Regions from separate parts of the Mus musculus genome. Here region 1 is linked to region 2. The links are chromatin contacts, found by POLR2A ChIA-PET in ENCODE. All regions are on one chromosome and are shown on one strand. Each heading gives the region's core, a stretch centred on a gene start or an enhancer-like site at or near the end of the contact. The rest is flanking DNA. Distances are from core to core; before and after follow the strand shown.

What was found. ChIA-PET counts read pairs that join two places held with the same protein, here RNA polymerase II (POLR2A).
Region 1: POLR2A ChIA-PET joins it to region 2 with 69 read pairs in Patski. The contact joins two enhancer-like sites. POLR2A ChIA-PET finds 5 or more read pairs at or near these places in 2 of 5 experiments (Patski and embryonic stem cell).

Annotation. Positions count from the first base shown.
Region 1 is chr14:76,911,232-76,914,118 of GRCm38, forward strand. No RefSeq gene overlaps it. Among named protein-coding and RNA genes, the nearest start is that of Gm30365, 75 kb to the left of the region's middle. Within about 2 kb of position 1,599, at least 2 of the 3 ENCODE cell types and tissues checked have a DNase peak (open chromatin) inside an H3K27ac peak, as active enhancers do.
Region 2 is chr14:76,507,147-76,510,196 of GRCm38, forward strand. It overlaps Tsc22d1 (TSC22 domain family, member 1), which reads left to right. Exons shown (of 3, transcript NM_207652.3): 3 at 1-619. Among named protein-coding and RNA genes, the nearest start is that of 4930444M15Rik, 12 kb to the right of the region's middle. Within about 2 kb of position 1,754, at least 2 of the 3 ENCODE cell types and tissues checked have a DNase peak (open chromatin) inside an H3K27ac peak, as active enhancers do.

The DNA.
Region 1 (2,887 bases), core at 349-2,848, 400 kb after region 2:
AAGTTAAGATGGCTCTGCTATGGCTCTCAGCAGCCAGTTACAGGTAGAGGTGGAGGGGAATTTCAGAGAAAAGACAGAAGTCCCAGAATGCTCATGCTTTTGGACAGTATCCTCCTCCTGCTCAAAAAAATAGGAAGATAGAAAGGTTTGGTCAGAACTTAACAACCAGTCCAATTTGGAGTGCTGCCTAGTAGAAAAGGAAGAGATGGGCCTCAGAGGAAGGGTGGCCATGTCCAGAATCAAGTGGAGAAGTCATTTCCTACGGAAGGAAAAGCATTCCCAAGAATAAGCGGGTCCTAGTCAACAGAGAGCAGAGGCCAGCTCCAAAGATCACTTGGCCACAGGAGTGGGAGCCTTTATAAGACGCAGGTTTTTACAGTACCACCTCCTGGCCTTATGTACATCGGGAGCGCCCCCAACACAGTGTGCATGCCAGTTCAGATGACACCTGCGTGAGGAAGGGCTTTTAGCCTTTCCCTGAAAACTAGTCTCCTTCATATGTTCATCTTAATGCTATAGTCTCCAGTTCCTTCTCTCATGTCCTAAGACTATATGTCTTAAAGAGTTTGCAATGGCTTGAGTTAGCTCATATGTATGCATGTGTGTATGTGTGTATATATATATATATATATATATAAAATGAAAAAAGTCTCAGGATGATTTATATTATGGCACTTGCCACTAAATTATTAGCCAGTCTTCTTGGTTATAGTTAAGTCTCCTGCCTAGACCTGAGAGGCTACTTCTCAATACTTTTGGAGACCCTTGTACTACCTCATGCTGATGTCAACACCAAAGGACATTTTCTTCCAGACAAATAAGCTGGTCTAGTCTACTGATTAAGTCTCATATCCTAGGCAGAAAACAAAAACAAAAACAAAAACACCCGGAATCTTTCAGTAACTGGCTTCTACATGGTGAACCCTCAAAATTCTTAGTGTTCTTTCTGTCTCAACTCTCAGTCTTGTCTCTGTGTCTCATCTCTCTGTCTCTGAATTTGTCTCCGTCTCTCTCCCTCTTCTCCTTCTCCCTTCTATCCCCTCTATTTCTCTCTCTCTCTCTCTCTCTCTCTCTCTCTCTCTCTCTCTCTCTCTCACACACACACACACACACACACACACACGATTAAATCTTTTCGTGAGTATCTGTGGCTCTAATACAGAGGCCTCTCCCTGCGACTGGTTCTATTCCCCCACATTTTGCCACCATGAGGCATCCTGTTACATATGACAGGGCATAGCACAACACAATGAATTAATGACCCATCATCAAAAGAATTCCACACACACTCGAATGCTTCAGTGCTGCTCTCCCAAACGATTTACAATTATTGCCTTTCATTTTCTGTTGTTTCTTGGGGGTTCTTCCTTCAACTCCTGTGACTGGCATGTTTTCTTTTTCTTGGAGTATGTTCTAGAGATGAATTTAATCTCACTTTCGACTGACCTCAGGGTGACCTCTTCCCCTCTCCTCTCTGACTTCTTGCTCTCTGGCTTGTCTCAGGTTCCAGCTGTTCCCTCGTCCAGCAAGTGTCCTTCCGGCAGACCTTTCTAAATAGAGCTTGTTGTGGGTCTGTGGCTGTCTTAGCTTCCACACAGCCTCCTCCCTTTGCCCTTTCCTCCCCCACTGGGACTGTGGTGTTTTCTCTGGGTCAGGCCCAACCTGTGGCCTCCCCACAGCAAGGGCCTATCTTCCTCCTGCTGTCTTCTTCCTGTGCCTTTGCTTTAACTCAGTTTCCCACTTCCCCTCTTCTCTTATCTCCATCTGGCACCCATCACCCTTGACTTTTACAACTTACGGACTTGGATTTTTGCAAAAGAAATAATATCCCCTTAAAACAGAGTGTAGCAAACATTGTGTCTCTTCTTTTGGAGCAATGTGTCATTGTGTGAATTTGGATTCACTGCAGGTCACATCCTGCTCTTTAAGTTGCATCTCTGTGTAGCCTGTGAGGGTTTCACCCGAACATTGTCTTCTGACAGCAGCATAGTAAACACATGGCGCCTTTACTTCCAGGTCTAGACTTTTAAAGGTGATGTGACAACATGGGGTTTGTTCTCTGCTGTAGGCAAGACAATTCATGCTATTTTTATGCTTCCTCTAGAATCTTTTCCCAATTGTTGCTGTCTCTTCACTCTGTAACTGCCTTCAGAGGGTCTCCAGGCAGCATCAGGCTGGCCATCTTCCTTGGGCCCTACTTTCCTACTTTTTTTTTGCCTTCTCAGGACTGACCAGCATTGCTCATCTCCACTAATGGCTGTTTCAGGTAGAGCAGGAAGGTTCATAAAACAAATATGTTTGGCCTCATCGAGGGCATACAATACTGAAACCTGGAGGCAGACATCAAACAGTATATATAATACAGTATGCAAAGCACTAACAAGCAAGTTGCTAACTAACTGGATGCAAATTAAGAAATTGTCTAGTGTTGATATGGGCGCTATCACTAAAGGTCCAGGATAAAAATGGAAAAGAGTAGGAAGAGGTGTGAAGTCGTAGGCTGCCTTGGTGTTGGAAGGGAGCTCAGGTAGACTTCACTGAGAACGGAACAACTAAGTGGAAGCTTGGAGGAGGTCAGAGGAGCCCTAGCACACGACTGTACTAGGGTGTACTAGGTAAAGGGACAGCTGGCTCTGAGACCCAAAGGGCAGCCTGTCTCTTCGCAGCCTAGGAGCCCGGCACCTCAGAGACAGTTGGGTGGAGGGTTGGAGGGATCAGGAAGCTAGGTCCCTAGGTTTACTACACTGTCCTGTGACTTCTGTCATTATGCTCTGAGCTGAATGGCCTCACTTCCTTTGTTTCCTCTCCAGCAGGCTTAGCCCTGCCCAGTCTCTTCTGAGTTGTCTTCAGGTCCTGCTTCCTCATCCTGCCCTGCCTCCTCACCACC
Region 2 (3,050 bases), core at 504-3,003:
GGGGGGAGGGATGATGCAGTCCTTATACAAAACCGACAACTGTCACCAAAGCTTATAAAACACGATAGTACTGTCCCTCTTTTCTGAACCATCAGAAGACACAAAACTGTTAGTGACACAACGGTGACAGGTAGCTGGGACCTAGGCTATCTTATTATGAAGGTTGTTTTGCTTGTTGTATATTTGTGTATGTAGTGTAACGAATTTGTACCATAGAGGACTGTCCGTAACTACTGTTTAGCTTCTACACATTGAAATGTAGATGTTTCATTGGCTGTCTGAAAAGGTGTGGCTTGTCCTTCCTAGAGAGATCTACTTAAAAACTGCTTTGTGACAAAAACCACACCTGAAGAAATTTTAAGAATTTGGCCCAGTTAGTCACTCTGTGTAATCCCGGAATCTAGCTGCTGAAGTCTTGCGAAGTAAACTCCCCGTGACCGATGTCAGTTAAGCTGGTGATACCTGGAGAAGTGGTCAGTTGCTAAGGAAGTGGATTTCCCAGTAGGGGTTTCTGCACCTCACCTGTATAGTCGTTCTGCGCATGTCCCCCACACAGTCCCCACTGTATTTACCTGTTCTACTTGTCACCTTTCAATAAAGCATATCAAATGTTGATACACACGTGTTTCTATATGACGCCATTAATACATTCATTTCCACAGCTGCTCTTCATGAAGTCAACAGCAGTTTGCCTAGTAAAGTCTCAGGGCGCTGACACCAGTGCTTTGACTCCAGAAGAGAGGAGACATTGTTTTGATTGGGGGGGGGGGGGGAATGCAGGCAGAAGGGCTCATTCTCTTGTGACTAAGTCACTTCACCCCTCTGGACTGATAAGAGAATCTTCACTTCTCCAATTTAAAATTTGAGGGTTTATGTAGAGCTTATTTATTCGTAGTTGCTGAACTGAGAGGGAACAAGCCTGGTTGGTGTGTGAAGGTTAAAGGAAGAGGGACAGGTTCGTTTCCACGTTGACAGCTCTGCTGCCAGAATGAGTTTCTGGCCCCTGGGAGAGTAGTTGTGTTTGTAGACACTCTTCTGGGGGTTGAAAGGATGTACTGGGCTTGAGCTAGGTAGGACCTGGGACATCTCTCCCTTCTGGGTGATGTGTAAACACAGTGGAGCCTAAGGAGGAGGAAGGGCCTTAGCAGGACAGGCTTGGCTCTCTGCCCCAGGACCTCGGCAATAGCTCTTGGATGTGGTGCGAGTTGGGTCCATCCTGTGCATCCTCTGAGGGTTACCTAAGTCCTCACTGTAAGCCGATGGCAGTTGCCATAATGATAACTGGAGGGCAGCAAGAACTTGACAGTGTCTCATACTTAGAGCTACATAACTGATCTAACGGGAAGCTTCGATGGTGATTCTCTGAAGAAAACTAGACAGTAGCCATTTCATCTCACATTTTTTCATGTAGCTGTGGAGAATTTAAAGTCTCCACCCTTGATGAACTAAATAGACATTATTTCGACTAATAGAAAATCTCACAAGATTGCGGTGTCTTGATATGTGAAATAGTAATGAATCATTAACATGAAAAGATATATTTTTATGGCCTTTCCTCGCCTTTGTAAATTCAGAAGTTTTACTGACTGCTATTTAAACATATCTAAGTTGATTTCTAAGCACATCTTATTGCTAACTCACAAACCTAACTAGGCATCCTTGGCCCGTGGGTCACTATGGAGTTGATAGAGTCACACTTCACCTGCCATGGAGCAGGAGTGACTTCTAAAGCCGAAGGAGATCTAGTGTGAGCCCTGGGTGTTCGTGACGTCACTGCAGGACAGACCCAGGCACAGTGCCGGAGAGACGACGGTACCATGTGATTCTAAGAATGCCTGCTCTCTGCTTCAAATTAACAATGTTCAGAATTCAGGAGCTGTGCTTTTGGTTTTCGCATAGTTTAAAAGTAAAAATAATTGTGATGAATACAGCGTGCCAGAAATCAGGTTTATATATTTGCTCAGGAAACGTATAAAAGTTAATTATAACCATAATTAGGAATGAAAATGAATTTCAATGCAGGCACTACTGTCCCTCCGGCTGAGTGAAATACAAGATGAAGCCTTGTGCAGTGACAGCCTTTAGCTGTCCATTTCCCATCCATTCAGACAGTAATCACAGCAGTAAGATCAGACACAAGCCGAAAATGAAATTTCCTCCCAGATAAAATCGTTTGAAAATACTGCCTACCAACAGGACTGGGGAGCAGATTGTGCCATGAGGTTCCTGCTCTGCTGTGTGGGAGAAAGACACTCGCCGACCGCACCTGAGGTGCTGTGGAAACCGGCTATTTGATATTTGGAGGGAACAGAAATCCACAGACCCACCTCCCCATCCATGAAATCACTGGGTGAGAGCTTTCAAGACCCAGAACTTGGCTAAACTTCAGCTCAAATTAGAAAAGCCCTTCTCATGGAGACTGAGCACCGAGTCTTAGAATGCTGGGTTAGTTTCTTCAGAGAATATCAACGAGTATCTTCAACCTGCCCAAGATCCATCTCTGCCAATCGTGTGTGTGTGTGTGTGTGTGTGTGTGTGTGTGTGTGTGTGTGTGTGAACCCCAGGCTGAGGGCAGACATCTTTAAGAGCGCTAGTTAATGACTGTGGAGATACATGCCTGTAGATCCAGCTGAAGCAAGATCTTGAGTTCAAGGCCATCCAGTGCTATATAACAAGACATTTCTCGAAATTAACAAACAAACAAACAAAAAGTATTGCTAAATGAGAAGCCATGTCTCTTGATAGGATGGCCCTACCCCCACCTTCTCCAGTCAACCCAGGGACCAAGATTGTGACTGTGGATGTGTGTGCTACAAGACTGTGTAGTTCTCAAAACCAATTCTCTGAGTTTCCAGGGACAACATACATTGCAATGAAGATGGTCTCCGTTGCTTTCTAAGTGCTCCGTGTCTTTCCTTAAGCAGGACTGCCGTGACGACCTGTTGTGACAAACGACCACACTGGTTGGCTGGGGTCTTCCCAGAAGGTAGAACTCAGTTCTAAACACTGTACCACTGCCCAGTGCAAACTGGGACGTGATGGTTGTCTTA